2 separate regions of the Mus musculus genome follow, and region 2 is linked to region 1. Evidence: chromatin loops called from intact Hi-C (ENCODE). Cell type or tissue: heart. All regions are shown on one strand. Links, peaks and the distances in the headings refer to the core of each region. The heading gives the core; the rest is flanking DNA. Region 1 overlaps Qprt (quinolinate phosphoribosyltransferase). Region 2 holds the start of Kif22 (kinesin family member 22).

The links. A loop is a pair of places that touch in the nucleus more often than their neighbours do. Peaks named below come from ENCODE experiments on the same cell type or tissue, not always from the same donor. Only the 100,000 strongest peaks of a DNase experiment are listed, where the experiment ranks them.
Region 2: it touches region 1 in a loop (2.2-fold over the local background); 8 of 42 quality-filtered maps call a loop at or near these places.

Annotation. Positions count from the first base shown.
Region 1 is chr7:127,096,463-127,112,450 of GRCm38, reverse strand. It overlaps Qprt (quinolinate phosphoribosyltransferase), which reads left to right. Exons shown (of 4, transcript NM_133686.1): 2 at 3,207-3,742; 3 at 3,986-4,117; 4 at 4,210-4,681. The coding sequence ends at 4,428. Among named protein-coding and RNA genes, the nearest start is that of AI467606, 13 kb to the right of the region's middle. In heart, for the core only: a CTCF peak has its summit at 7,702 (motif pointing right); a DNase peak (open chromatin) is centred at 7,660; H3K4me3 peaks cover 734 bases; H3K27ac peaks cover 1,292 bases; H3K27me3 peaks cover 528 bases.
Region 2 is chr7:127,035,868-127,051,855 of GRCm38, reverse strand. Kif22 (kinesin family member 22) reads left to right here and starts at 9,436. Exons shown (of 14, transcript NM_145588.1): 1 at 9,436-9,512; 2 at 15,916-15,988. The coding sequence starts at 9,455. It overlaps Zg16 (zymogen granule protein 16), which reads left to right. Exons shown (of 4, transcript NM_026918.3): 3 at 97-229; 4 at 1,257-1,700. The coding sequence ends at 1,572. In heart, for the core only: no CTCF peak of the experiment used is centred there; a DNase peak (open chromatin) is centred at 9,375; H3K4me3 peaks cover 1,975 bases; H3K27ac peaks cover 2,024 bases.

The DNA.
Region 1 (15,988 bases), core at 3,641-11,640:
CAGACACCTCTGCCTGGCAAACATGATTTCTCCTTCCGGGTACACACAGGCATCTCCTCCAGTGCTCACCACGCTTGGGGAAGGCTTCAGTCATTTCTTTAGTCAACACGCCTACTGTTTGCCAGATAACCTCCCTCAGAGCTTAGAACCAGGGTCTTTGCATCATTATCCCTGTTACAGACAATAAGTTGCGTGCTGAGTCACTCCACCAAGTGGGCTCTCTGCTAGCACAGAGCCTACTGCACACTTGTTAGAGCAGTGTGATCTTGTCAATATTTGGCTTTTAAAATTTTTGTTTGTTTGTTTGTGCTGGGCAGGCAGTGGTGGCGCATGCCTTTAATCCCAACACTTGGGAGGCAAAGGCAGGCGGATTTCTGAGTTCGAGGCCAGCCTGTCTTGAAAACCACCCCCCCCCCCAAATTTTTTTCTTTTGTTCGTTTAAGGACAGGATTCTATGCATCCCTAGCTATCCTAGAACTCTAAGACCATCCAGGCTTCTAACTCACAGAGATTCACCTGCTCTGCCCCGTCCTCCCCCCCCCCCCCCGCATTCCCCCCTTCCCCCCCCCAGTGCTAGGATCAAAGGTGCATGCCACCACGATGAGCATTTGATTGCTTTATTTTATATTTGTTTGTTTTTGAGACAAAATTTTACACAGTCACCCACAATGCTTTGGAATGTATACGTAGCCCAGGCTGTCCTCCGCCTTGTTGAAATCTTCTTACCTCACCCTCCCATGTGCTGGGATTGCAGACCTGCGCCCCCTGCTGGGCAAGTGACTGGACTGCAACAGAAGACTGGACAGTGTGGTGCACATCACTGGGACTTCTCACCTAGCAGGGGTCTGTAGAAAGATCTGAGAGGACAGGGCTGGCAGGAGCAAGGCGAGAGACTGTGAGGCCCAGGCACTATGCGAACCAGCTCATGCTGAGGTCTGAGAGAGACAAGGAGACCCACCCCCAGCTCCATGGCAGCTGCTCAGTCAGGAGTTGAATGGGAAGTGGGGTGAAGCAGAGAATGCAGCAGGTGCAATGGGTGCGCACTGCAGTTTTCACAGTGACAGAGCTGTCAAACACAGCTGAAGTGGCTGGGAGGTGATCGTGCACGAATTTAATCCCGGCACTCAGGAGGCCGAGGCAGATGGGTCTCTTGAGTTCGAGGCCAACCTGATCTACAGAGGGAGTTATAGGACAGCTATGGCTATACATAGAAACCCTCTCTTGGAGAAACAAACAAACAATCAAACAAAGCAGAAGTGGATAGAACTCTCACCCTAAGGCAAGAACTCAAAATCGAACTTGAAGTACAGTGTAGACTAGCAGGAGTTTACAGCCCAAGAGCACAGAAGGGGTCAATGGTGCAGAATTACTGACAGGAAGTCCTGGGGATAAGGAGGCCTTCTGGCTAAACCAACCCAACAGGATTCTCATGAAAACTGCAATTCAGAGACCAACATGGAAATCCAAAAGCATTTGGGAAACCGAGGCAGGAGTGCCTGAAGTTCAAGGCCAGCTTGGGTTCCATTGTAAATTCCAGGACAGCTTGGGTGAAAGGGGGGTGGGGGTAGAGGGAACCAGACAGATTGCGTGAAGGCTGCGGCTCTTGTACAGACCAACAGGTGGCAATGTTGCACCGTGTCTGGGTTCTGTCTCTGCAGCCCTGGAGGCTGAAAGGCCCTTCAGTTGATGCCACACATTGAGGTGAAGGGCAAACCATTAAGAGAAGCCATGGAGCCACCCTTCACCCCCTCACTACCGTCTCTGGAACAGGACATACCCGAGCCTAGTTTGCAGCTGCACTAAGGCTTCTTGTTCTGAACCTGGGGCCACCTCGTTGCCGGCACCCTCAACCTGTTTGTCTTTTCTCTGGTTCTCTCTCTGTTGCTGTAAACACCTGGACTTACAGCTTTATATAATACTTGGTGTTCGCTGTGAGTGAGGCTCGGTGGTCGAGTGTTTTCTAGAAGCTCAAGGACCTGGACTAGATCGCCACCCTGAGTAAAGCACTTGGTGTCCTGGAGACGGCTAGGAGGAAAGATACAATTGCTAAGCCTTCTGGGTAACACAGATGGAAAGGAGGCAGGGCACCCTGCAGGCGTGCACAAGTCGGTTGCCCATGCTGTTAAATATCGAGGGCCTTGGTGGTGTATGCGTGTGACCCTCAGCACACAGGAGGTTGGATAGCTGGGACTCCAGGCTATCCTGGCTACGTAAGCAAGCCATGTCTCCAAAGAACAACAACATATTAAATATCTTGTTAGTAAGTAGCTTTGGACCCAACAGTAGGTTGAATGCATAAAATACAAGGTGCTAAGTGTTTACATAAAAGTTGTTAAATGTGTCACCTGGCACATACTATACAGAAAAATGATCTGAGCAACTATGTAATCAGATTTTATAACAAAGCAGAAAGGAGGTTGGCGGGAAGAGGAAGAAGAGGAGGAGGGTGCTGTCCAGGGTACAGAACTTCAATTCTGCGGGAGGAATGGGTTGTGTGAGTGTTAATACTGCTGGACTCAGATGTGTTAAGAGGGGTCACCTCTCCTTGTTTCTTTAACTGTAAGTCAATTAAAGCTAAAACCAAGGTGAGTGACGGGAGATGACGCAGTGGGTAGAGAAGCCCGCTGCTAAGCTTGGCAAACTGAGTTAGCGTCCCAGGACCTACCCGCTTTAGAAAACCAACTCTTGCAAATTGTCTTTTGACTGCCACTCAAGACCAGTGACATCTGCATGCACATACCACATAAACACCCCCACACACACACAATGTAAAAAAAAAAAATTACAAAAGGGGGCATTGTGATAATACGAAGGAGCAAGCACCCGCTTCTACATTTTTAATTTATTATTGTTGTTGTTGTTATTGTTGTTTTTGCTATTCTGAGACCTGGTCTGCTGAGTTCCTCCTCTTCAGCCCCCAGAGTGTGGAGACTCTTGGCAGGCACCACCAAGCCCAGCTTCCTTATAAAACTCTTTGATACCTATTCCAAGTTTAACTTTAGCTAGTTGCAGAGTACTTTTATTTACTCTGACAACCTGGTCAGCTTGGAGACCCCAGACTCTGCCCCAGCCTGGCCCCTGGGAGTCCTATCTCCACCCTGACTGGCTAGTGTCCTACTGACCATGCTGTTAAAAACCACGGTGCAGCTTCTGGCTACAAGGGAGGAAGTGCAAACCCGACAGAGGTCTCTCTGCTTCCTCCCCAGGCCTGCAGCTCCTGTTACCCCCTACAACCTTGGCAGCCCTGGCGAACAGCTGGCTGCAAGAGGACTGCCCGGGCCTCAATTTTGCATCCTTGGTTACCGGGTCGGCACCCTCGCAGGCTGTGCTGTGGGCCAAATCTCCTGGGGTTCTGGCAGGGCGACCCTTCTTTGACGCCATCTTCACTCAACTCAACTGCCAAGTGTCCTGGTTCCTCCCGGAGGGATCGAAGCTGGTACCTGTGGTCAAGGTGGCAGAGGTCAAGGGACCTGCCCACCACCTGCTCTTGGGGGAACGGGTGGCTCTTAACACCCTGGCCCGCTGCAGTGGGATTGCCAGCGCGGCAGCGACAGCTGTGGAGGTGGCCAGGAGCACCGGCTGGACTGGACACGTGGCGGGCACGAGGAAGACGACACCTGGGTTCCGACTGGTGGAGAAGTATGGGCTCCAAGTAGGCGGGGCAGCATGCCACCGCTACGACCTGGGAGGGATGGTGATGGTGAAAGACAACCATGTAGTGGCGGCCGGCAGCATGGAAAGGGTAAGTGCCCCACTGAGCCTCTGTTCTCACTGTGGTCCTCCACTGACAGGCATTTCAGTCCCTCCACCAGAGACCTGCCTGGTGACAAGTGGTCCCAGCGGCAGGGATGCCTCCAAGTCTTTCTGTCTGTAGATGGAGGAGGCTGTCTTCCTTTTTATGTGCGATTCAAAGCACAGCTCTCTGGGCCCCCCAGGATCCAGGGCCAGGCTACTCAACCTTATCCTCTCTCTATTGGCCTGGCAGGCAGTGCTGAAGGCTCGGCAGGCAGCCGGGTTTTCCCTGAAGGTAGAGGTGGAATGTAGCAGCCTGGAGGAGGCCTTTCGGGCAGCAGAGGCTGGGGCTGACCTGGTAATGCTGGACAACTTTAAGCCTGAGGTGAGATGGGATCCAACTTCTGGGCAGGGCCAATGGGCAATGTTGGGATGGGGGTGGGGGTTTCTCATCTCCCCCTGGCTTCTCTCTTACAGGAGCTGCACCCCACAGCAGCTACACTTAAAGCCAGATTCCCCAGCGTGTCGGTGGAAGCCAGTGGGGGCGTCACACTGGACAACCTCACCCAGTTCTGTGGGACACACATTGACGTCATCTCGTTGGGAATGCTGACCCAGGCTGCTCCAGCCCTGGATTTTTCCCTCAAACTGTTTGCTGAAGGAGATACCCCAGTGCCTCACGCTCGCCGGTTCTAAAGCCGAAGAAGATGCCACCAGAATGGACTACTGCGGCTTGTTGGGCACCTTGGGTCACATGTCTTTAGATTCAGAGGCCAATAGGACATATCTAGGCTTTTTACCTAGGCTTCCCACTAGCTCTGCCATCTCCAGCTTGTGTGACTTGCCAGGGCTGACTTTGATTTTGCTTGCCTCGGTTTTCTCATCTGTGAAATAGGTCTAATAAATAAAATCAACAGCCTTACTGGGCTGTTGATGATAATAACTACTACACAATGAGTGGTTGGTAAAGGCTAGAAATTAACACCGCTCATCTAACCTAAGACATATATTTGTTATCGAACACTAACCTTCTGGAGAGGTGGCCCCTTTAGCAGATGGTGTTTCAAAGTAAGACTCTGGCAACTGGCAGCTGACATCACATGGCCTATCTGTGTGGCTAGGGACACATGGCAAGAAACAAGCTGCTAGCACAGCCCCAAGTGCTCTTTTCTGTCTCTGTGGTGTTAAGGATGGAGCCAGGGCCATGGACAAGTGTCCTAGCGCTGCTGACCTCAGCCCTCTCTCTTCTCTCCCTTCTCCCTTCTTTCCTGTCTCCCCCATTCCTGCTCTGCCTCACCATGTAGCCTAGGCTGGCCGTGAACTTCTGGCCTTAGGTGTGCTCCTGACTCGGCTGCTTGCACTGTGCTCTCTGCACCTGGCTTACAACAACTCTTTCCACACATGTACACTAGAAGCCATGAGTAGTAATAAGACATTAGAAATGCGTGGCACTTCTTTGTTGTTGTTGTTGTTGTTTTTCGAGACAGGGTTTGTCTGTATAGCCCTGGTTGTCCTGGAACTCACTCTGTAGACCAGGCTGGCCTCGAACTCAGAAATCTGCCTGCCTCTGCCTCCCAAGTGCTGGGATTAAAGGCGTGCGCCACCACTGCCCTGCATGGCACCTCTTTATACCAGGAAGGATCTTATATTTGAAGGGGTGTGGTATCAGATTTGCCATCCGGCTGGGACATTTCCCTGACTGATGTCTGAGGAGCTACCCTGACCTCGTCTAAGCCTAGATCCTAGGGCAGATCCAGGAGGAACATGTCCATGACAGGTCCTAGGTGCTGGCGGTCCCAGGAGCTCCCTCTGCCTCTCAGAGCCCACTTCTCCCCCTTGGCCACAAGGAGAGGATACATTCAGCTCTTGGCCACAAAGACCCTATGTCCTACCTGGTGTCGCTTAGTGGGGAGGTGTGAAGGCAAACACTAAGCCCACTGCACAGTCCAGAGCCCAATAGACTGAGGCCTGCTTTATTCATGGCCCTGCCCTTGGAGGGTGGTGCATCAGGAAGTGAAGATGTACTTGGCAGAGATCCTGGACAGAGCCGGCCAATATTCTGAACCAAGGGGGCCATTCTCATGGACACAGCCTGAATGTGTCACATGGGATAGTACCCATTGTCTCTCACCCATTCCTGGTCCCCATTCTTCCTGCAGGGGCAGCATGGATGCTCTTAGCAAAGTGGACTAACTCCAGAGACCTTTGGTCTTTAAAAGCCCCAACTCCTTACTTTTGAAGAAGGAAAACGGAGTCCCTGCAGAACTGGGCACTGCTGGGTACCAGTGCAGGAAATGTGAGCCCGGAGGAGGAGGGGTGAGGGGAGGCACGGGAGCTCTGGTAACCAGAAAGTCCTAAATCTGGGATTTCGGGTGGTATCAGGGGCAGCAGTGAGAATTAAGCTTTAGGAGACCCAAACTCATGTGCTGGAATCTAAAATTAGGGGGTGAGTCCGGAGCAGACAGAGGGGAGTGGACTGCACTGAGGGGGAGCATGAATCCCACACATGTCTCTTCCACAGGATTGCTGTTACTGCTTTTAGATGTAAGGTCTCATTAGCTCACATAGTCTCTGCTGGCCTGGACCTCACTGTGTAGCCAAGGCTGTCTTTGAGCTACTAGTCCCTAAACCTTCACATCCCAAGTGCTGGGAAACCAGCAGAAGCCACTATGCCTGGCGAGTGTTGCAATTATTTCTTAAGGACTCTGTCAGGCTGAATTTTAAGGTCAATTTTGAACTCAGAAATGGATAGACCCTTCCAGGATTCTCTGAACTCTGTGAACTGGGAAGGGATTCTATTACTGGAGGAAAGCAAGTAAGACTCCAGGCAAGCCAAAGTAGCACTTGCTCTCCTCATAGCAGAGAGGGAGGTGCCGGGTTTCCAGGCAGAGGCAACTGCATGGGCAGAGGCCCAGAGGAAGGTAATGGCTTGCATTGTGTGCTGAATTGGTTGACGCTGGGCCCTGGAAAACAAGATGACTAGGGGATAGGCTGGCTCCAGACCACAAAATGGTAGGTCAGAGGATTTGGACTGGGTCCCAAGAACAATCGGATTCAAGCTAGAAAATAAGCCAACGCAGATTCGGTCCCCTGAAGAAGGATGCAGGCGGAGAAAAGCCGGGTGGCTGCAGGGAGGTGAAGGGATGCTGCCTGGGGAGGCTTGGATGAGGGTCTTGCCAGTGAAGCAGGCACCAGTGTGGGTAGAGCAGTGGTCCTCAACCTTCCAACTGCTGTGACCCTTTAATGCAGTTCCCTGTGTTGTGGTGATCCCCAATATAAAATTATTCTTGTCGCTACTTCATAACTGTAATTTTATTATCGTTAGGAATCTATGCAGGATATCTGATGTGGGACCCCTGTGAAAGGGGTCCTTGTGGGTTATTCAAACCCCAAAGGTGTCATAACCCACAGGCTGAGAACTGCTAGAGTAGAGGCTAGACTCTTTTGGAGGTCTCAGGGGGCAGAGAGAAGACATGGCAGAAGAGGAGTGTCCCCTTTCACTGGGTGGTGGGTTTCCTGTTCAGCCTGGGGCTACGGTTAGAGCACTTCTCAAGGCTGCCCCATGCCCAGTGCGAAACCCATTTGACAACTGGCCGAATTGACTGGATGAGTGAAGGTGACTACTGCCATCCTCTGTGACATCATCAGTGCACCTGGAGGATGAGAAGGGTCCCATCCCTCAGTTAATGATGGGGGAGGGGCGAGGTATCAACATCTCCGTGTTACCCACAAGGAAACTGGCTTACGGAGCCAAGAGCATCGCTGGAGGTTACATATCAACACGGTGGTGGGGCAGCATTCGGAGGCGTTCTTCACTCCTTCCGTGGATGTCTGGCACTACTCAAAACAGACAGGGAGACTTGTCCTTATGGCGATGTGTCTGGGTCCGGGGTTGGGGCGGAGTCCAGAAGAACAATGGAAAAGCAGTTCAGGAAAATTCATAAAAATGGCCTTATGACCACCAGAGGGCAATGTAACCCCATGGCTTGATTTCCACCCTCTTGGGGATTCAAAAAGACAATAGGCCAGGTGGCCAGGAATACAAAGTGCAGCAGCTGTTCCGGAAGACAGGGCTAGAGCTGCTGGAGCTGTTTGTTTGTGTTCACAGCACTCACCAGGCAGAGCCGGAGGATTGCCAGTTCGAGGCCAGTCAGGTCTATATAGTTAAGCCTGGACTGCAGACTGGAACCCTCTTTCAGAGGAGAAGAAAGCCAGGGCTGGGCCTAGTGCCTCAAGTCTATAATCCTAGTACCTGAGAAACTGAGGCAGGAGAATCACATTTTGGAGGCCAAAACGGGCTGCATAGACCTTGTCTCAAAAAAGTAAGAACAAAACAAAGAGACTTCACTCAGGAAGGAGTAGAAAGCTAGGGGAATCCTTCCACCGACTTGCCAGCCCAGTCTTGTCATCAGATATTCACCCCAATGTCGAAGGTAACCTAGTGCTGTGCTAAGCCCAGCTTGGGTGGCAACCTCATTCACACACAGGCCCATCTGCTCTCCTACTCACCTACCTACACTGCCATCTAGTGAACCCTGTCCCACCGTTCAACCTAGTCACCAACAGAAGCTAAGTTAGGCCAGAGCAGGGAGGTGTTCCTTCAAGGACAGCAAGAGCTCAAACTGAAGCTGAGAGAGATTGCTTCCATGCCCAGGAGTCCCGTGCCAAGGCCACGGAAGGGAGGAGGCATTTAAAGCCATCAGGACCTCTTAGCAAGCCAGAACATTTCTGGAAACCATCTTGCGTTTAAAAAAAGATCTCTCTGTTGTGTTGATGGAGCAGACACACATTATTTATCACTTGCTCTGGAAGGAGGTAAACATCTCCAACTGCTGCTGCATCCCCTGGCTTTGTTCCTGTGGTGTCCCGAGTGATCGATCATTGTAGACAGCTCCCAATATTTCAGCTCTGAAGCCTTGGGTAACTCAGTTCTGTGAGGCCAGATTCTGAACTACAGAAAAATCTCATCACTGGATCATTGGTAAATTTGCACCCACCCCTGCGCATAGCAGGCTTCTTCTGATGGTGAGGGCAGTCTTTAACATGTTCCAGTCGGTGGAAACTGGCAGAGCCCTTAAAGGAACCATCGGGTGAGGGGATCATCCTGATGTAGCTCTAGTGTGGTGGGCCCTGGGCAGCCTCTTTCTCTAGTGCTTCAGTTAAAAGATTCAGGAGTCCTACAGAGCAGCCCCAGACCCAGCATGGTAGAGTTTCAAGAGGCTGAGGCCAAAGGATCAATGCTGGCCTGGATTATAGAAAGAGCCAGTCCTAAGAAAACAAGAGCTGGAATGTAGCTCAGTGGCAGAGTACATCCCGAGGGACATACACACATACGATGTACATACATACGTACATACACACACACAGTGGACATACAGATGTGTATACACATGGTGAACATACATATGGGCAGACAAAACATCCGTACACATAGAATATAATAATTAAAAACAAAGCAATCAACAACAACAGCAAAAACCCCAGTGTTTTGCTTTGTGGGTATGTATATAAACCTTGCATGCCTGGTGCCTGTGGAGGTCAGAGGTCAGATGCCCTGGAGCTGAAACTACAGACTGTGGTAAGGAACCATGTGGGTGCTGGGAACTGAACCCAGGTCCTCTGGAAGAGCACCCAATGCTCCTAACTTGGGAGCCATTGCTCCAGCCCCTCAAGCTGGATCCTTGACTATAACACGGAAATGGATTTCATGGCAAGCCAGAATGAAGTTATGTTATCAGATTTATTAAGATAAGGGTAAGGGAAAGTTTGATGGTGCATATCTTTAGCCCCTGCACTCAGGAGACAGAGGCAGGGGGAATCTGTTAGTGTGAGGCAAGCCGGGACTACATAGTAAGACCTTGTCTCAAAAAAAAAGATAAGAAATATTATGCATTCTGTGTTTAAATCTGAGCTTTGAGAGGAAGAGGGAGAGAACAGAGAGACAACAACTCAGAGACAAAGAGACTGAGAGATTTAAAGGAGAACACTATACACTTAAGTCTTGAGACCCAGAGAGCTTTTCACTTTGGTGTCTTTACAGATAGGGTTTTGTGATTTTTTTTTCCAAGTTATAATTATTCAAAGGTTGTCATTTCAAAAAAGAATCACAACTTCCCACCATATGTGTTCCAGGGTTAAATGCAGATTATCAGGCTTGGTGGCGGTGCCCTTAGCAGTGGAATGATTTTATGTCTCTAGCTTGGTTTTTTGTTTGTTTGTTCTGTGTTATTTTGAGACAAAGTCTCACTGTATAGCCCTGGCTGACCCGAAACCCACTACGTAGAGCAAGCCTGCCTCAGACTCAGAGTGACTTGCTTGGTTCTGCCTCTCGAGTGCAGGAATTAAAGGCATGCCCCACCACCACTGTGCCACCCGGCTGGCTTGTTGCTTTTAGCAACCTCACTGGAAACCTCTGTAGGAAGACAGATGTCACCGCTGTGGCTAGTTTTACCCCAGACTCAGGGCCTCTATTCCCTCCTAGTCCCTGTAATTTTCATCTTTCTGTTTTTGCTTCATTGTATACAATGCTGATGATTGAATTAAGCTCTGCACACATCGATTTACATGGTTACTGATTTCTTCTGTCTGACTCCAATTTTTCACCCTTTAGCCACAGCTCCCATCTCTCCCTAACCCCAAGCTGAGAAGCTGAGATGTCCTCTCTCCTCCCTTCTGCCTCTGTGAGCCAGGTTGTTTCTGCTGGAAATCAGTCTCTAGAAATGAGGTCGTGGCTGCAGCCTCTCTGCCTAGGTGCTTGATGCTTTGCAAATATTGACCCCTTATCAAATGCTGCTTGCAAATATTTTCTCCCAACTCTATATTGTCTCTTCATTCTGCCTCCTTATGCCTGCTAATCTTATATTGCTTGTCAGATAAACACCAGACCTACACAGGATTCTTATGATAATGATATCTTTATGATAAGGAGTGGACATCCTGTCTCCAGTTAGTCATGCCTGTTACTGGGACAAGCAAGGTCTTCCTGAGTAGTTTACCTCCTTTCATGACCTCTGAGTGTTCTAATCTGGCAGGAGCTGCCCTGGCTTTGTGTCAGTCCTGGCACTGGCTTGGTTAATCCTGCAGGTGGCTCTTTCCCTGGCCTTGAGTAGCTTGCTTTCATGTACACACACACACACACACACACACACTTGATTCCTTGCCGAGCAGTTGAGAGAAATCCTCTAACAACTGGGGTTCCAGGCTTCTCAGCTCTTTCCTCTGGAACCATCTCCAAGCCTCTGCCTCAGTCTCTCCTCTCTCAGCTCTCTCTCTCCTGCTCAGGGTCCTCTAGGCAGCTCCTCACAAACCTGCTTGCTTTCTCTCTGGAATCTTGTTGCTCTCCTCATTCGTTGCCTGTGGTCTGTTGCTTCCTGAGTTTTTGTGGCTTCGCGGTGGTGGCTGCAGAAACCCAACTACTGATGCTCCATTCTGCCCCGAAACTGGAGTCCCAGATTCCAGGAGTGAAATTGCAGATGATTCCAGAGTGCTCTCCAGGTGAACGCCACAGACACACTGTCTTTCCTGCCTCAAAAGCTTTTCTCCAAGCTGACAGTGGTGGCTCAGCACTCAGGAGGCAGAGGCAGGTGGATCTCTGAGGTTGAGGCCAGCCTGGTCTACAGAGTGAGTTCCAGGACAGACAGAGGTACATAGGGAAACTATGTAACTCTGGCTGTCCTGGAGCTCACTAGGCAGATATGCAGACCAGGCTGCCCTTGAACACCCAAAAATCTGCTGGCCTCTGCCTCTCGTGTGTGTGTCACCATGCCCAACTATTTCCTCCTATTAAAAACCATTTTGCTTTATATCATAAAACGTGTTGAAAATATTTCTTCTTGAACTCAGTCTCCCAATGCCAATTTTACCATTAAATTTTTTGCAGTCATTATAATTTCTAGAACCTTTTTTGGTTCTAGATGTCTTTCTTGGCATTTGAGTAGGTTGCCTGACGTTCAGGAAGTTGTGTCATTTGGTTAAGATGCCCCATTTCGATCAGTGGCTCCTGCTCCCTCCCCTGCCAGGAGGACATTTGGCAGTGTCACACTGTCACAGCTAAGAGGATGCTATTGGCTCCTAGCTGGTAGAGATGCTTTGAAATACCAAGAAAGCTTGTCACAAGGAACAATTATCTGTCTCAACATGTCTCTAGTGCAAAAGTGGAGGATAGTGATCTGAGAGCGGCTGCCCCGACTGTGACCACTAAACGCCAAGACAAGGGGCTCTGACCATCCATCCACTCTGAAGTCTTTCCAGACAAATTGTTCAGCTTTGACTGGTGATGGACATGATCCATATGGCCAAGATTTATTCCATTTAGATCTTAGAGGTAAAGATTTATAAACATTTAAGAAATTATTGTTTTATCTTATTTTACCTAAAAATCTATTTTTGTCTTCTCCTAGAAAAGTCAGAGAGATGAGCTGGCACATGCCTATAATTCCAGCACTCAGGAGATGGAGGTAGGACAGGAGGGTCAAGAGTTAGAGGCCAGACTGGGACACATCTTGAGGAGCAGGAGAAAGGTTGGGAGACATTCAGTAATGTACTTCTGTACACACGTGGGGACCTGAGTTCAGATCCCTAACATTCGCCTAAAAGTCAGGTATGCGGGCGTACGTCCTTTAACCCTAGCATTGGAGAGGGGGAGACAGGTGGGTCTCAGAAGCTCACTGGCCAGCCAGCCAGCCAATTGGAGAACCCAAGTTCAGTGAGAGACCCTGCCTCAAAAAATGAAGTAGAGAGTGGTTAAAAGAGACATGCCATCCACCTCCAACCTATACACATCTACACACACGCATTTGCATCTACACACTTATATGCACTGATTCACACAAACAGGGGCATAGTTAAAAAGACAGAGGGGGGGAGTGTTTACTGAGGTTTAGGGGTGAGCATTTCAGCAGGCTCAGTTTAGATACGTGGTGGTTAGCACTGATCACTTGACAGGATCTAGAACCATCATGAAGATAAACATCTGGGCATGTCGATATTGGCGTTCTAACTGGGTTAAGTGAGGTAGGAAGAGTCACCCTAGCTATGGGTAGCACTTGGGCTCAACAAAAAGGAACAAGTGAACTGAAAACCAACTTCCACTGATCTCTGCTTCCTGGCTGTCTTAGTCACTGTTCTATTGCTGTGGGAGAGACATCATGAGCAAGGCAACTCGGGAAAGAAAGCATTTAGTTGGGGGCTTTCTTATAGTTTCAGAGGTAAGTCCATGGCCACCGTGGCAGGGAGCATGGAGGTAGGCAGGTAGGTATGGTGCTGGAAAAGAGGCTGAGAGCTATTTTTTTGTTGTTGTTTTTTGTTTCTTGTTTTTTTTTTCAAGGCAGGGTTTCTCTGTGTAGCTCTGGCTGTCCTGGAACTCACTTTGTAGACCGGGCTGGCCTCAAACTCAGAAATCTGCCTGCTTCTGCCTCCTGAGTACTGGGATTAAAGGCGTGCGCCACCATGCCTGGCCTGAGGCTGAGAGTTTATATTTGATCCACAGACACAAGGCAGAGATTTCGAAATTCCTGAATGGCCTGGGCTTTTGAAATCTTATCACCCAGCCCCAGTGACACACCTCCTCCAAGGCTACACCTCCTCCAAGGTCACACCTCCTAATCCTTCCCAAACAGTCCACCCACTGAGAACCAGACATTCAAATAGATGTGCCTATGGTGGCTCTCATTCAAATGCCACACTGACTTTGGGTTAAATGTGAGCAGCTACTTGTGTTCAATGCCACACTTTCCACACCCTCAAGCTGGGAGCTGAAATAAACCCTCCATCCTTTAAGTAGTTTTTACCTGGTATTTTGCCACACTGATCAGACCAACACAAGATACAATGTGGAAAAAAGGAGACAGGAAGGTAACTAGGTACCGTCCAGTGAATTGTGAATGACCTCAGGAAGTGTGGGTGCCATACAGCCAGAACTCAGGAGGAGGGTAGGGACAGAAGTGGGCAGAATATGGATCGTTTGGGATGGTTGGGGGTGGGGCGAGAGGAAAGCTTCCCTGAGTGTGTGGAGGAGATAATTGTGAGGGAGTGGCTAGGTCTATCAAGGGAGCTCTTGAGTTTGAGAGACCTGAGTGTATGGTCCCTCATGGAAGGGAAAGGATGACTGAAGGAACACGAAGCATTTAGTTAAGGCATAGGTTTGACTTCAGGTTACAAACATCCACAGTGGTAGTGATATATATAAAATAAAACGTTGGGCTTTAACATGCACTAGCACTAGGTAGGCAATTCTGGGCTGGTGTGGTCTTTCATAGACCGTCCAGTTCCTCCGCTCTAACTGTTCAGCTGTCCCTAAGATATCATTGCCCGCAGCAGTGATGTTCCATACCATGTCTGAATTCTAGCCCAGTTACATAGCCATGCTTAGCTACCAGGGATTCTGGGGAGTGGGGCCTTCTTTTGGGTGGCCATGAAGCCAGTTACAAACCATACTGGTGTTCCTGCTGAATAAGAGAATAGATATATGGGGACCATATCTGCTGCAGCTGGAGGTAGAAACTCTGGGATCATTCAGGCAAAGGCAGCTGAAGTTGAAGCTCTGGGTAAAACTGACTGGGAAGAGCGTGTGGAGACAGAGAAGGGTTAGTCAGGTCTGATCCCTAAAAAAGAAGACAGGATGGGGGGGGGGTACCATAGGGTTACAGAAGCTGAGGGAAGAAGGTTCAAGACTGAAAATACAACTAATGCCCAGATGGGGAGATTGTTCAGTGGGTGAGACGGCAGGAAGGCTGTGAACTCAACATGTTCAAATACCAAAGGTTTGCCTGGAGTGATGGCAGTCCAGTGACTGAGCTGCAGGGTGCTCTTTCGGAGCACCCAGGTTCCATTTCTAGCACCCACCCAGTAGTGGATCACTGCACCTCTAACTCGAGTCCTAGGGGAATCTGACGCCCTCTTCTGGCTTCTGTGGGCACTGCACACAGGTGTACACAAACATGTGTGCTGGTAGAACAGGTGTATACATAAAATAAAACTTAAAAAAAAAATGAAGTGGAGAGGGCCAATGAGATGGATCAGTGGAAAAAGGCACCTGTTGCCAGCCCTGATAACCTGAGTCCAATTCCAAGAACTTACACGGCAGAAAGTAACCAACTCCTGTAAGCTGTCCTCTGACGTTCACATGCATGGTGTGTGTGTGTGTGTGTGTGTGTGTGTGTGTGTGTGTGCTGAATCAGACAGACCGTGTTCTAGGAAAATAGTTGGCGGAAACGACTGACCTCCACATATTACGTGTGTGTCTGACATTCCAATATTTGGGAAAATCAGGCAGGGGGACTGGTAGTTAGACAGACCAGCCCGGGCTACATAACATGACTTTGTCTTAAAAACCAAACAAGGGCTAGAGAGACACCTCAGGAGGTAAGAGTGTGTTCTGTTCTTGCAGAGAAATCAGGTTTAGTTCTCAGTATCCACATGGTAGCTCACAACCATCTGTAAACATACATGTGGCACACATATGTAAATACAGTCAAAACTCCCACACACAAAATAAAATAGATAAATCTAAAAAAGAAATTAAAACAAATCCAAACAAGAACCCCACCAAACTGGTATTCCTCCCATGGAACCTCCCCGACTCCTGAGAATTGTCTCTGGCTTTTACTTGGTAAATTTGCATTCACTGTGGTGGAACAGAGAAATCTCTAACAAGACTCCTCTGTCCTCCCAAAACAAAAATTCTTTCAGTTCAGTTTTTTTTTCTCTTTTGAAAAGGAATATCATTATTGTGCCGCTCAAAGTAGACTTCAGCCCAAAGGCTCATGCTAGCGCCTCAGCCCAGCCTGATGATGAGCCTGGCTCTCTGGACCTGCAGACACCGGCGCACACCTGGCCTCAGGTCTGCTGGTTTCAATCCATTCATCAGTGGGTCTGAATCATGAGCTTTTCCTGACGACGCAAAGACAAATGCCTATTCACCACAGATAGTAAACAGAACACAGACCAAATAAACAACTTACCCACCCAAATCCAGCGTGGTGAACCAATGAGTTTATACTCATGGATGAATCAAAACCAGCTGCAGTCAATGAAGACCCACCTCAGCATGGGGAATAACTGGCTGGAAGCGCCAAGGAACTCTCTTCTTTCTGACATTTCTCATTACACATTTATACAGTCTCGCAGGGGTGGGAGGTAGGGAGTCGGGGGATGGGGAAGCAGCGGGTGGGGGGATGGGGAGTGTTCCAGATGGGAAACTTGAGTTTCCAGGAGGGAATATTTCCACTGAGAGAAAATAGGAGTTGCTTTTGCCTGC
Region 2 (15,988 bases), core at 5,210-13,209, 62 kb after region 1:
GTCAGAGGCTGGCTTGGGTGGTGGGAGGCAGGAGGGTATGGGGGACAGCTGTGCTCCCAGAGCATCTGTGCCTCCAGGCCTTTCTTTCCCCTCTAGTTCAGTCCAGGACATCCTCTTACAGTGGAGAGTATGGAGGTAAAGGAGGAAAGCGATTCTCTCATTCTGGCAACCAGCTGGACGGCCCCATCACCGCCTTCCGTATCCGGGTCAACAGATACTACATAGTAGGGTAAGAGTCTCTGCGTTTCTGTACGTTGGGATCTGTCTAGGACCTTGCTAAGTTGGAAAGTTCTCGCTGACCTTGGGTCGCACCTGTGCACACCTTGGCACGTTGTAATCACAAACACCCAGGAGCCTTACATTACCTGGGTTGGATTTCACCTTTGGTTTAAACCTATTTCCAACATTTCTGTTGAGCATCCTTTGTCCCTGCTTGTTGTCTGTCCTGGAATAGTTCTATCCCACCCTCCAGCTGGAAACTTCCATCACATGAAGAGCCAAATGTATTTCTTTCTGTTCCATGTTCTGAACCATGAGCCAGTTGTTGGCTTGTCTCTTCCCTGTCTGGCCTGGGCAGTCTTCTGGTGTTTGAAATCCTCGGGCCTCTTTGAAGTGTGTATTGTGAGCAAACTCAGACTCTTGTTGTCTAAGTGACCCTGAGAAACTAACTTTCGTTCCACAAGCCTATTTGCCATTAAAAAGAGAGGCTAAGATTCTCTGCATGGTCTCCTAGGGCTCACGCAGCCTTTATAACATATGGAATTTGTCACCAGCCTGAAGTTCTCAGCATGTAGTCGAAGAAGTCTTGATTTTATTTTATTTTTTTAAGATTTATTTGTTTATTTTTATGTATGCGAGTATACTGTTGCTCTCTTCAGACACACCAGCAGAGGGCATCAGATCCCATTATGGATGGTTGTGAGCAACCATGTGGTTGCTGGGATTTGAACGCAGGATCTCTGGAAGAGCAGTCACTGCTCTTATCCTCTGAGCCATCTCTCCAGGTCAGAAATCTTTTTTCATTTGTTATGCTGGTGTGCACAATGTGTGTGGGTGTTCAAACGCCTCATTGTGCGTGTGGAAGCCATGTGGGAATGGGGTTCTCTCCCTCCACATGTGGGTCCTAGGGGTTGAACTAAGGTTGTCAGGTTTCGCAGCAAGCGTTTCTACCAGCTGAGGCATCTCGGCAGCCTGGTCTTGAATTTTGATAATCATGTCCAATGTGTTCCTTCTTCTCTTCTCACCCCTGCCTCCAGTCTCCAGGTGCGCTATGGCACAGTGTGGAGTGACTATGTAGGTGGCACACAGGGAGACCTGGAGGAGATCTTTCTGCACCCCGGGGAATCTGTGATCCAGGTGTCTGGCAAGTACAAATCATACGTGAAGCAGATGATCTTCGTGACGGACAAGGGCCGCTACCTGCCTTTTGGAAAAGCCTCAGGCACAAGTTTCAACGCTGTTCCCTTGCATCCCAACACTGTCCTCCGTTTCATTAGTGGGCGATCTGGCTCTGCCATAGATTCTATTAGCCTGCACTGGGATACCTACCCTAGCCACTGCAACACTTGCTGAATGAAACCCACCTTCCTTTCTGTCAGGGGTGCTGTGTGTGTATGGGGGTGGTGGTGGTGAGAACTCCCTTATCACCAAGCCCCATGAAAGTATGCAAATAGCTTAATAAAAGGATATGGTTAAAGACAGTGTTTTTCCACATCCTAATTCTAGTAGAAATGTGTGAATCGTATTTCTGGCTTTAAAAAAAATGAAAATAATGTTTTTGAGACAGAGTCTCTCTACATAGCCCTGGCTGTTTTGAAACTCACTATGTATACCAGGCTGGCCTCGAACTCACAGAAATTGACTTTATTTCTGCCTCTGCTTCCAGAGTGCTGGGGTTAGAGGGGTGTGCCACCACGACTGGAGATCTACCTGGCTCTGCCTCCTGAGCGCTGGGATTATCATTGCCTGGTGGGGCTTTTCTTTATACATTATCAAAAAGAGACAATATTCTGCCTACACTGGCTCTTTCCAAAGATAACCCCTGAGAATTTTTCCTAATAATTCAGAGGCTAGGGTAAGGCTCAGTTGCACCAACTTGCTAAAACTATCTCAAAAAAAAAAAATCAAAAACAAAAGAGGAAATTCTAAGTGAGCCATAGTGGTGCACTATAATTGAGAGACTAGGCTAATCTGGTCTATATAGTAAGTTCAAGGCTAGCTAGGGCTACATAGTGAGACCCTAAGTAAGAGGCTAAAGGCGGAAGAAAGATTGTCACAGGTTTAAGGCCATCATGGGAGCATAGTGAATTCCAGGCTAGTCTTGAATACAGTGAGACCCTGTCCCAGATACCGGATGCATGAATAAATAGATAGGCAAGTTTACAGAGGAGAGGTCTTCATTGTGGGTAGTCATGAATATACGGGGTTGGTGAGATTAAGGGTCACTATAGAGAATCAACAAAGATATAAGCCACTTTAAAATAATTATTAGGCCAGGCAGTGGTGGCGCACGTCTTTAATCCCAGCGCTTGGGGGGCAGAGGCAGGTGGATTTCTGAGTTCGAGGCCAGCCTGGTCTACAGAGCAAGTTCCAGGAGAGCCAGGGCTAAACAGAGAAACCCTGTCTCAAAAACCCAAAACCAAACAAACAAACAAATAAATAAATATTATTAGGATCCCAGTTTCAAGTCCTAAAACATAAACAGTTTTAGTGGGTAGCAGTAGGGAGTTACTGAAGTCTGGGGTTACAGAAGTGTGCCACCATACCCCGTTGTGTGATGGTAGGTGAACACTTTATCAACTGAGCCATGTCCCCAAATGTCCCTTCTTTTAAACAGTTGCATGCAGGAGACTATGCCATTGATTTAATTTATTTATATGTAAATCACATAAAAATTCACTCCTTTAAAAGATGCGGTTTGGGTAGGAGTCTAGTCTGTGGCATATGCATATGTGTACATGTGATGCATGTATATGTGACGAGTGTGTGCTCACCTGCATATGTGTACATGTGATGCATGTGTGTGTGTGTCATGAGTGTGTGCTCACCTGCGTGGAGGCCAAATGTTGAGGTCAGGCATCGTCTGTTGCTCTCCACCTTTTTGAAATTTTTTCTTTTCTTTTTTTTTCTTTTTTTTTAATATTTGTTTATATTATGTAAGTACACTGTAGTTGTCTTCAGACACACCAGAAGAGGGCATCAGATCTCATTATGGATGGTTGTGGGCCACCATGTGGTTGCTGAGATTTGAACTCAGGACCTTCAGAAGAACAGTCAGTGCTCTTACCTGCTGAGCCATCTCTCCAGCCCTTTCTTTCATTCATTTATTTTTTCCTTTCTCTCTCTCTCTCTCTCTCTCTCTCTCTCTGTGTGTGTGTGTGTGTGTGTGTGTGTAGGCAGGTACACACAGCTGTGCACATGTGTACATGGACAGACCACACCATCACTACGTCCCCTATCAGTCTCCACCTTAATAGTTTTGAGGCAGGGTCTGAAGCCCATTGTTTTATGAGGCTGGCTGCCCAGAGACCTCCCAGAATCTCCCTGTCTCTGCTCCCCAATGCTGTAGTTGGACATTTGAATGGCCATGCCTGGCTCTTATGGGGTGCTAGAGATTTGACTCCAATCCTGTTGCTTTTACATCCAGTGTTCTTACCCCCTGAACCATCTCTCTAGCCTCACAGGTTAGACTTTTGCAAAAAACATGTATTTGAAGAAATTTTTCATTTACTTAAAAAAAAAAAGGTTTGGGCACTGGAGAGATGATTCAGCAGGTTGCTCTTGCAGAGGACCTGGATTCAATTCGCTACACTCAAATGTAGTGTCCATATAGACAAACAGGCAAAACACTCACACACATTAAATAAAATAAATAACACTTGACATGGTGGAGTACATCTTTAACCCCAGGACTGGGGAGGCAGAGTTGGGCAAACCTCTTCGAGTTTGAGGCTAGTCTGATCTACATAGTGAATTCTAAGACAGCCAGAGTGACATAATTTGGGGGCACGCAGCTCTGGGTTTACTCCCTGGCACTACATAGAACCAGGTCTAGATCCTCATCACTTTATTCTTAATTTTGGGCTGGGCTTTTCAACATCTTCTCCATCATACAGTTTAAAACTAAGAAAAGGTCGCCTGTGAAGACGGTAAATGGACTGTTTGATGTCGCACACTTCAGAAAAGACCTACTGGCTAGCAGAGTTGAGGCTGACATGCCCAAGGTGGCAGTGGTGCTGGTGTGGAGAGTGACCCTGCGGTGGCAGAAGTGCAGGCACCACACTGTTGGAGCTGATTGGCCCCAAGGTGTGCTACAAAGGCATGGCGGACCATTGCATGCAGATTTCTCTGCGAACAGAGTATCTTTCATTTGTTGGAGTGGCAATTTGGCAAATGTTGATATTTTCTAACACAAGCTTGAAATTTTGTTTTTAAGGACAAGTACAACTATTTCTATATAGAGTTAAAGAGACAGTTCAGCAGTCTTGTTTTGTTTTTAATGCACCTGGCTGTGGTGGTTTGAATGAGAATAGGAACCACAGGCTCATATATGTGAATACTTAGTCATGAGGGTGTGGCACTATTTGAAAGGATTAGAAGGATTAATTTGTATGGCCTTTTGTTAGAAGATGTGTGTCATCGCTTCTCGGCCTTTTGGCTAAGATCAAGTGTAGAAGATGTGTGTCACTGAGGGTGGGTTTTGAAGTTTCAAAAGCCTATTTCATCCCTCTTCCCTCTGTCTATAGATCAGAATGTAGTTCCTAGAGTCTGCTTGCATGTTGTCATGCTTCCTGCCATGGTTTAATGGACTAAACCTCTGAAACTGTAAGCCAGCCCCCAATGAAATATTTTCTCTCATTATGGTTGCCTTGGTCATGGGGTCTCTTCACAGCAACAGAACAATGACTAAGACAGTGGCTCAGCTCTGGTGGGGCTGCTGGGCAATAAGCTTAGATGTGGACAATTCACTGGGTTCTGCTTGAATTCTGTTAGGTGTTGACACTGGAAAAGTTCTGCTGAACAATTTAAGGGTTTAGGCAACTGTATAGTAAAAACAGCAAGACCAGATGGAATTATTGACTTATAAATATTAAGCTTAGTGTTTCAGTTCAGTGCACCAATGCTCACCAAGCCTCTTATTTTGGAACTTACACTGTAGTAAGGGCTTATTGCCAGCACTAAAGGAAACACTATTCTCATCTCCATCGTCACTGTTCAAGTGCACAGCTATGTGCAGTGGAACACTCTTATTCTTTTGACGTAGAAACTGTGTGGTGCTGTAGACTGGAGAGTCAGACTCCCTCGAGAAAACACACTTATGTAAAGGCACAGCTGCGTTTTCCCATGATGCCTTCTTCAGCATCCTTCCTACATGGTACAGGGGGTGTTTTCATGTATTTTGCTGCTACATTATAAATTTGAAGAATTATTTAATATTGGTAATAGAGGTTGGAGGTGGTTCATCATGTTAGCTTGAGAACTGTATTCACTGAATTTTCATGAGACATACAAATTACGAAGCTGCCATGGATATATTTTGATGGTGTCCTGTTACTATCAATATTTCTTGAGAGATTGTTTGGAATTCCAGCAGGAGAGCACAGTTATTTTCTAAACCCTTGGCTGGAGAATGGCTCTCATCTGTTCACGAAAGGTCATTCTCTTCAATCAAGCATTCAGTGACAGAGGAGAGGGACACTGGCTGATCAATAGAGTGATGACACGGGCAGATTGTTTTCACATCCCATTGTCAGAACTTTTTTAAAAGATTGATTGATTGATTGATTTAAAGTTCTATCTGCATGTACACCTGCATGCCAGAGAGGGCACCGGATCCCATTATAGATGGTTTTGAGCCACCATGTGGTTGCTGGGAATTGAACTCAGGACCTCTGGAAGAGCAGTCAGTGCTCCTAACCACTGAGTCATTTCTTCAACCCCTTGTCAATATTTCTTAAAGTGCTAATTCTGAAATAAAGCCAAATCTCTTGTCAAGGATTTAAATACTAAAAGTAAGGGAAATATAGGTGTCCTGTTTAGCTTTGCCAATTTGACATAGCCTAGAGTCATCTGATAGGAAAACCTCCATTGAGAAAATACCTACATTAAATAAACCCATTGTATGTCCGCAGATAGGGAAGTCCCTGGATTGTTAATTGGTGAAGGAAGTTCCTGGCCCACTGTGAGCAGCACCATCCCTTAGCAAGTGTTCCCATGCTGTATTAGAACACTGGCTAAACTTGAGCCTGAGTGAGCCACCTAGCCAGTAGCATCCTCCACAATGCTTTGATATATGCTTCAGTGTGGAATGATTAAATAGCAGATCTATGCTTATGCACTGTTTTGTGCAGTGAAAACAGTTAAGATTTATGCTTTCTCGATGGACAATGGCTCATACCTTTGATAATAGCATTAGAAGGCTAAAGGCCAGGGAATTGCTTAGAATGTGAGGCCAGTCTGACACACAGTAAGATCCAATCTAGCCTAGAATATTGAGTGAAAGCATGTAGCTGGAATTTGCTATTTTGTGGGTTTTTCTTTACACACACACACACACACACACACACACACACTGTTTCCTAACACTAGATAGGAGAGAAACAAGGTTAGAGGGGAAAGAGGAAGCCCATATTCTACACCTGGGATTAAAATGAAAACACATTCTTATAATATTTTTGTGTTTTGTAAGGAACCAAAATTTCAGAATTCTCATTACATGAACCTGCCCCTCCCCCCTGGAAAAAAAATGCTGGGTGATGGCGTTTGTCTTAAATCCCAGCAGAGCAGGAAGATCTCTTTGAGGCCAGCCTGGTCTATAGAGTTCCAGGACAGCCAAGTTTACACAGAGAAACTCTGTCTTTTTTTTTTTTTTAAGATTTATTTATTTATTTTATGTATATGAGTACACTGTCGCTGTCGTCAGGCACACACCAGAAGAGAGCACTGCATCTCATTACAGATGGTTGTGAGCCACCATGTGGTTGCTGGGAATTGAACTCAGGACCTCTGGAAGAGCAGTCAAGTGCTCTTAACCACCGAACCATCTCTCCAGCCCCAAGAAACTCTGTCTTGAAGACAAAACAACAGCAACAAAAGGCTGAGCCTGGTGGTCCATAACTATAACCCAAGCACTCGGAGGGGTGGGTCACCTCAGTTTTGATGTCGGCCTGGTCTACACAGAAAGTGCCATCCCATCCATCAACACACAAGGTGTATCTCAAACACACACACAACTACTCCTTTAGCAGTTATGGGGGTGTGCGGTACTATAATTACCCAAACTGTTCCATGTCCCATGGCTCTCGTTTCCCTCCTGTCAGTCTGTTCCCTTCTCAGCCACCCCCCTGTTTAGCCTCTGAGAACCTTCCTTCTGCTCTCCACTCCCAGGAGCCCCACATTCTTGTTCCATATGTAAATGAAGTGACACGCTTTTTGTCCTTCCTTAGCCTGGCTTTTTTCATTGAGCATAATCTCCAAGTTCATGCGCGTCGTTACAAACGGTTGGATTTAGGACTAAAGCTAGGATAGATAAACAAATTATTAGTGTCTAAATAATGGCGTTCCAGTGATGGGGAACTCTGTATATGTAAAGTAAAAAGAAGGCTGAGTGGGCCTTGGGATGCCAGCACTTGCTGTCTGGCAGCAGTCAGAGGAGAGAGGAAGCTTTAGGAAGCAATGGAAATGAGGAGTGATGCACAGAACAGGTAAGGACATTGAATGGAGCGCTTACTGCCAATGCTTAATGCTTAGCTACCAGGACATCATTAATTGAGACAGAGTGCCTGGGAATTTCAGAAAGCTGAAGCTAAGCTGTAGTTGATACAGATTGACTGGGAAATGAGAAAATATTTGGAGCGTATGTTTGAGTCTAGAATGCCAGACAAAAGGTCAGTTCTTGAGGACACCAAATCTGGGCCCCCCTCCCCATCTGATGAGTCTACACACATTTTTGTGTGCTTTGCCTTCAATAAATTTCAAGGTTAGCCTAGTCTACATAGTAAGTTCGAGGACAACCAGGGCCACTTAGAGAGACCCCCATCTCTAAATAAATAAATAACAGCAACAACAAAACATTCAGAGTGGTGCAAAGTTTTTACATATCAAACTGAAAGTTTGCTTTTAAGAATTCAGAAGTAAGACGGGCAGTGGTGGTGCACACCTTTAATCCCAGCATTTTGGAAGCAGAAGCAGGCAGATTTCTGAGTTCAAGGTCAGCCTGGTCTACAGAGTGAGTTTCAGGACAGCCAGGGCTATACAGAGGAAATCCTGTCTCGAAGAAGAAAAAGAAAGGAAAAAAAAAAAAAAAGAATTTAGAAGTAATAACCAAAATGTCAAACAGTCCAGTTTCCATTTCCATGGTAATGAAGTTAACCTTAAGTCACTAGACTGTGACCAATCAGTTCTTGATTGTGTGAAATGCCGTCTCATTCTAGACCTGTAAATTGTGCTAGTCAATATCTTTGAATTTAGCTGGGTGTAGTGACACACAACTTTGATTCCTGTCTTTAGTCCCAGCACCAGGAAGGCAAAGACAGACAGGTCTCTGTGAGTTTGAGTCCAGTTTAGTCTACACCATTCTGGGACAGCCAGGGCTACCTAAAGATAATCTGTCTCACTGTGGTCCTTCATGGTTAGATGGCAAAGTGTTGCAGCTTCCAGGGCAGAAGAGCGCAGGTCTTTGTTAGTTTAAACCCAGCCTGGTCTACATAGTGAGTTACAATGTTGCTAGTTAGAGACCCAAAGACCACCAAAGTCTGGTTTGACAATCTGTATTAAGTCGCTAGAAAATTCCTGGAAAGAAACTCCTCACAAAGCAGTCTCAACTGCATTTTACAGAAGCTTTTAAAGGTAAAGAGCACACAAAAACTACATCCTGTTTGGCAGTTGCAGGGCAAAGGAAAGCAAGCAGTTTAACAGAAGCCAAACGCATGCAATTAGCTGGGGGCATTTTGTCCCAAGATTCTAAAACAGGGCTGGGAACTTTCCCACAGTAAGAAAAAAAAAAGGGGTGGTGGTGGGGGAGTCAAGTTCAAAGAGGAACTTTTTGCCTTCTCACACCAGGACAGCCAGGGCTACAAAGAGATTCTGTCCGCTCCAAAAGGCAAAAATTGTATTCAGAGCTGGGAACTTTGAATATAGAATCAATCAAGTGCTTTCAGAAGAAAAGCTGAGAAGGAAAAGTCGGGCGAAAGTCTGCATTTAGCCAATTCCAACCTGGCAATTCAAAAGCCTGAAAGTGCAGGGACCTCAGTTACTGACCATTTAGTGACAGACTCCAGGGCCCTATCCCTGGGAATATTTTGCTTTCGAGACCGGAAGTGAGCCCGAGACGGCGGAATTACGGTAAATTAGAACCGAAACTTCCGGCGGCACGTAGCTGCGATTGGTCGAATCTGAGAGGGAGGCGGGGCCCCGGTAATTCAAAAGAGAGAAGCGGGCCGAAGAAGGGAAGGCTATGAGCTTAAGGGCTAAGACGTGTCCGCAGCGACGGGAGATGGCGTCGGCCACCTCAGGTACGCGGGCCGGGAGGAGGGAGCACCACTGCGTGAGACTTACAGAGTAGCAGTGGTCCCGGAAAATCCAGCCGGCGCGGGGCGGAAGGGCGAGGGGACGCTGGCTGGCGGGCGTGGAGGTGGGCGCCACCGCACCCTGTCCTCTATTCGCTGCCTTCGGCGGTGTAGAGGGGGTTGAGACCCTGCCGAGGCTCCAGCTCCTGTCTAGAGCCTGAGCGCTAATGTGTGCGCTTCAATTTGTGTCATCTGTAAAGCCGGGCAGCCACCCGTCTGTAAAGACTGAGCAGCGAAGAGCCTCTTTATCTGTCTGTCTGTCTGTCTGTCTGTTCAGAGATCCCACTCCGACTGAAGGCTGTGTGAGATCACACGGCAAAGGAAAATCCTTTCCCTCCAGCCTTGGAACCGGATGCTGTTTTCCTGGTGAAAAGGCTGGCTGCCAGGAGATTCCAAATCTTTCCTAAGACGATTTGCGTATGCGTGTCTTTCCTCTTTCTATAGGCCGAAATCTGGCCTGTTTGTTTGGCTTTGGGGGAGGCAGACCTTTAGGAGAACGCCTCAGCCAGGCAGTGCTGCAAGCATTTTGTGATGAACCGTTTAATGTTGTACAGAGCTCTGAGGTCATGACTGTTAATGCCCTGTCTTTAACAAAAAGCTTTAATTTTATCAATGTGTGCCACCTATGTGTGGATCTCCGCAGAAGCCAGAAGTGTTGGACCCTCTAAAGCTGGAGTTACTGGCAGCTGTGAGCCACCAGATGTGGACCCTGGGAACCAAACTCAGAACCTCTAGAAAACTAATAGGCACTCAATTTCTAAGGCTCACCAGCCCCCTGTACTTGTGTTTTGACAAGAGGAAGCAGGCATAAATGGGGTAGATAGCTTCTTCAAGATAGCACAACTAGTAAATATTGGGAATCTAAATTCACACTCAGGTAGTTACACTGTAATGCCTCTGCCCTTGACAGTTATGTCCGAATACAGACTCTGAGACCCAGGGTGCTTGGTATGTAGTAAACGTTAAAGTGCTGAAAGACTGTTAGCCCTTTCCAAGAAATTACAATCATTTTCAAATAGTCCCATAAACAAATGTAGTATGAGGAAATACATTGGTAGAAAAGCATAAACTTGTAGTGTAGAATCTGAAACAAACCTTTGGGTATTTTGAGAAATCTTTATTAAGAAATGGTAATTGGAAGCTGAGTGGTGGCGCACACCTTTAATCCCAGAACTCAAGAGGCAGAGGCAGGTGGATCTCAGTTCAAGGCCAGCCTGGTCTACAGAGTGGGTTCCAGGACAGCCAGGGCTACACAGAGAAACCCTGTCTGGAAAAACCAAAATAAGAGAAGGGAAGAGAGAGAAATGATAGTTAGGACTGAGAGAGGAGCTGGGTTTAGTGCTCTGTAATTCCAGTAACGGTCCCGTTCACCAGGCTTGGACATGGTGCACATACTTTCGTGCCGAATTTTGAATTCCATTAGTCAGATAGGATTCAGACCGAGAGACTGATTGCCTCCTGGATCTCCATGCAGGCAGGCAAAACACGTACATAAAAAGATAGTGAAAATGGTAGTTAAAGTGGGTTCAGAGGTTGGGTGGACTTTTACTCAACCTTGAAAATATCAAAAAGAGCAAGCGTTGCTTAGCAATAAAAGAGGCCAGGAAGATTGTGGTGAATGGTTGTCTCTTCCTAGTAGAGAGGAGCAAGCTGGGAGCACCGCTCAGCGGTAAAGTCCTTGTCCCGGAAGCCTGAGGACTGAGTTTCATCCCATGTTGAGGAACACTAGGGTTTGATCTTTGGCCTCCATGCCCATGTGCATTCGCACATAGGTGTGGGTGTGCACAAACAGAAGAAGAATTAAAACCTACCACTGGTGTGATCCTCACACGCAAAAGGCCAAGGTAGGAGGATTGGGAGCTCAGGGCCAGCTTTTCTCAAAAAACAAAAACATATTTAAGAAGATAGAGCCAGCCGGGTTTGGTGGCGCATGCCTTTAATCCCAGCACTTGGGAGGCAGAGGCAGGCAGATTTCTGAGTTCGAGGCCAGCCTGGTCTACAAAGTGAGTTCCAGGACAGCCAGAGCTATACAGAGAAACCCTGTCTCGAAAAACCAAAAAAAAAAAAAAAAAAAAAGGTAGAGCCAAGGCTAGCAAGATGGCTCAGCTGCTAAGAAAATTGGATGTTCTTCCAGAGAATCCTGGTTGGGTTCCCAGCACCCACATGGTGGCTCACAACCATCTATAACTCCAGTTTTGGAAGATCTGATGCCCTCTTCTGGCTTCCACGGTCATCGGGAATGTATGAGGTTCTCTTAGGGTTATCATTGCTGTGATGAAACACAGTGACCAAAAGCAAGTTTATGTGGCTTACACTCCCACATTTTAATCCATCACTGAAGGAAGTCAGGACAGGAATGCAAGCAGGGTTGCAACTGATACTCAGGAGCTGATGCAGGGGCCATGGAGGGATGCTGTTTACTTCATCCGCTCACTCTCCGTTCACCATGGCCTGCTTTCCTACAAGACCCAGGACTACCAACCCAAGGATACTGACACCACCCGAGTCAGTCACTAGTTAAGAAAATGTTCTACAGCTTTTTCTTATGGAGGCTTTTGCTCCACTGAGATTGCTACCTTTCAGGTGACTCCAGTTTATATCAAATTGATATAAAACTAGCCAGCACAGTAGCACACAGACATACATAACATCAGAGAAATTTTAAATTAAAAAGAGTTAACAGGTATTGATGACTGTGGGAAGAAAGAAAACAGTTAAAAATTCTTCTTGTGGGGGGTCTGAGCTATTTGTGGGTGTTAGCAAAGTGAGGAAACAGTTGCAGAGATGGGCAAGGGAAGAGTTTAGTACAGGTGGAATTTGAGGTACCTAAGAACATCCAGGAGAAGCTAGATGGTAGCTTGGGCGGAAGCTCTGCCAGCCAGAGACAGCTCTTTAATAGGAAGTGCTAAGGAGGAGTCATCAACTTGAAGATGGTTTGTTTTTTTGTGTTTTTTTTTCCGGTTTTTCAAGACAGGGTTTCTCTGTATAGCCCTGCTGTCCTGGAACTCACTGTGTAGACCAGACTGGCCTCAAACTCAGAAATCCTCCTGCCTCTGCCTCCCGCCCGAGTGCTGGGATTAAAGGCGTGCACCACCACCACCCGGGTGAAGATAATATTTTTAAAAGGAACAAAAGATAATTGGTGCCAAGAGAGCAGGTGACTGTGCCTGTGAAGTGAATCTGAGCTATCTCACCTAGGGACGTTTGTACCCCAGTGAACATGTGGAAGCGTCTGGAGACGGTTTGCTCATTACAACTTGGAGGTGAATAAGGAGAGTGCTACCGGGGTTGAACAGTTTACAGTGTGACAGCCTCGAAACAAAGAACTATACAACTCAGAATGCTAGTAATACAAAAGTTGACAGAGGATGGGACATAGGGAAAGCATTTAATTAAGATTGCTAAACTGAGGAATAGTCAGGAAAACTAATAAGATAACCAGGGAAATGGATGGCTGGGAAACTTGTCTCACAAGTGTGCTGGGTTTTGAATTCCTTCAGGAAGGAGGTCAGGGTTCAGACTCAGGCACTGAGTGTCTAGCACTATAGAGGCCCCTTATGATCGCAAAACAAACCAACCAAACTGAAACAATTTTAGAATAAATGATCCAGGCTTGAATCTCTCTGAACTTTGTTATGATACTTTCCAAGATAAGATAAATTATTATGAGCCTGGCGTGGTGGCGCACACCTTTAGTCCCAGCACTTGGGAGGCAGAGGCAGGTGGATTTCTGAGTTCAAGGCCAGCCTGGTCTACAAAGTGAGTTCCAGGAGAGCCAAGGCTACCCAGAGAAACCCTGTCTCCAAAAACAAAAACAAACAAACAAAAAAAGACTTATTTATTTTATATATGTGAGTACACTGTAGCTGTCTTCAGACACATCAGATCCCATTACAGATGGTTGTGAGCCACCATGTGGGTGCTGGGAATTCAACTCAGGACCTCTGGAAGAGCAGTCAATGCTCTTAACTGCTGAGCCATCTCTCCAGCCCCAGAGATTCTTTTTTTTTTTTTTTTTAACCTGTAAATAGAGGCTTGGGGCTGGAGGGAGGGCTCATCTATAAGATCTCATGCTGCTTTCCAAAGGACCTGAGTTGGTTCTGAGCACCTGCATTGGACTGTTCACATCTTCTATACCTCTAGCTCCAGAGGACCTGACTCTCGATTCCGGCCTTGGTGGGCACCGCTCTAGGAGGGGCATTCATTCAAACAGACATATATCATAAATAAAAAATAAGGATTAAAAAAAAAACTTTTGTGTTTTTTGACAATAAAAAATAGTTTAGGATTTTTTTCCAATGACTAAATCACTGGAAAGAAATGACGAGTGTGTCAGATAAGAGTTACACGTCTGTATCTTTGTCTTGTTTGCCTTTTGTATTTAACTAAATGATCAACAAGTCATTTCAGTAAAACCCAGGACTTTTCCCTTTTTATTGATGTGTGTGTATGTGTGTACATGGGGGGGGGGTGCCCATAGCGACCAGAAAAGGATATTGGCCTCAAACTCAAGACATTTCTCCTGGCCTGGCCCCCAGGTGTTTACCATGAACCTAACCTGGGTCCTCTGTGTAAGCAACAAGTACTCTTTTTTTTTTTTTGGTTTTTCGAGACAGGGTTTTTCTGTGTAGTCCTGACTGTCCTGGAACTCACTTTGTAAACCAGGCTGGCCTCAGAAATCCGCCTGCCTCTGCCTCTGGCTCCCGAGTGCTGGGATTAAAGGCATGTGCTACCACGCCCGGTTGCAACCAGTACTTTTAATCACTGAGCCATCTCTCCAGCCCTTGCTTGGTTCTGTCAGTGTCAGATGTAAAGTCTTAGAAGGAGGAGAGAAGGAGGGGGGAGAGGAGAGGGAGAGGGAGAGGGAGAGGGAAGGAGAGGAGACGAGAGGAGAGGAGAGGAGAGGAGAGGAGAGGAGAGGAGAGGAGAGGAGAGGAGAGGAGAGGAGAGGAGAGGAGGTCTTAGTCCTTTAGGGTATTCCTGTGATTGGCAGTTCACAGTGGGGCCCAGCACTGTCTGAAACCTTGTTAGAAAGACAATCTCAGATTCATTCAGAGACTTATGCTGTTTATAGATTTAAACAAAATCTTCCATGTTATTTATGTATATATCACACTTGGAGAATTCTGCTTTGTGTCTTGTGTCCACCTACCCTACTTATAGAGCAGAGAAGGAACTGGCTTACTTGAGGGACGCCCACAGCACAACTGTGATGGTTTGTATATGGTTGGCCCAGGGAGTGGCACTATTTGGAGGCGTGACCTTGTTGGAGTAGGTGTGTCACTGTGGGAGTGGGCTTTGAGACCCTCATCTTAGCTGCCTGGAAGCCGGTCTTCTGTTTGCTGCCTTCAGAATAAGAGGTGCAACTCTCAGCTCCTCCAGCCCCACATCCGCCTGGATGCTGCCATGCTCCTGCCTTGATGATAATGGACTGAACCTCCGAACCTGTAAGCCAGCCCCAATTAAATGTGGTCCTTATAAGACTTGCCTTATGGGGCTAGAGAGATGGCTCAGTGGTTAAGAACACAGTCTGCTCTTCCAGAGGTCCTGGGTTCAATTCCCAGCAACCACATGGTGACTCACAACCATCTGTAATGGGATCTGATACCTTCTTCTGGTGTGTCTGAAGCAGTGTACTCAGATACATAAATAAATCTGCCAGGCGGTGGTGGCGCACGCCTTTAATCCCAGCACTTTGGGAGGCAGAGGCAGGCGGATTTCTGGGTTCGAGGCCAGCCTGGTCTACAAAGTGAGTTCCAGGACAGCCAGGGGTATACAGAGAAACCCTGTCTCAAAATAAATAAATAATTCCAGGACAGCCAGGGGTATACAGAGAAACCCTGTCTCAAAATTAATTAATTAATTAATTAATTAATTAAATAAAATAAAAAATAAAAGAAATAAATCTTAAAAAAAAAAAAAAAACTTGCCTTATATATAACAACAGACACCATAACCAAAGTAACTCTTGTAAGGACAACATTTAATTGAGGCTGGCTTACAGGTTCAGAGGTTCAGTTCATTATCATCAAGGCAGGAACATGGCAGCATCCAGGCAGGCATAGTGCAGGAAGAGCTAAGAGTTCTACATCTCCATCTGAAGGCAGCAAGCAGAATACTGGCTTCCAGGCAGCTAGGATGAGGGTCTTAAAGCCCACATCCACAATGACACACTTCCTCCAATAGGTCACACTTCCTAATAATGCCACTCCCTGGGTCAACCATCACAACAACCATGATGAAAAGAGCTTCCCCCTAAGTAAGAGGCACCCCTGGACCTTCTAGCAAAGTAGATTCCCATTTCTCTGTGCTTCTCCAAATTTTAACACCTAAAACTGGTCTATTGCAGGACCTGGCCGCTGTGTAAGCAAAGGAGGGCTTGGCCGGCGTCCGCCTCTAGCTCGAGTAAGGGTGGCTGTGCG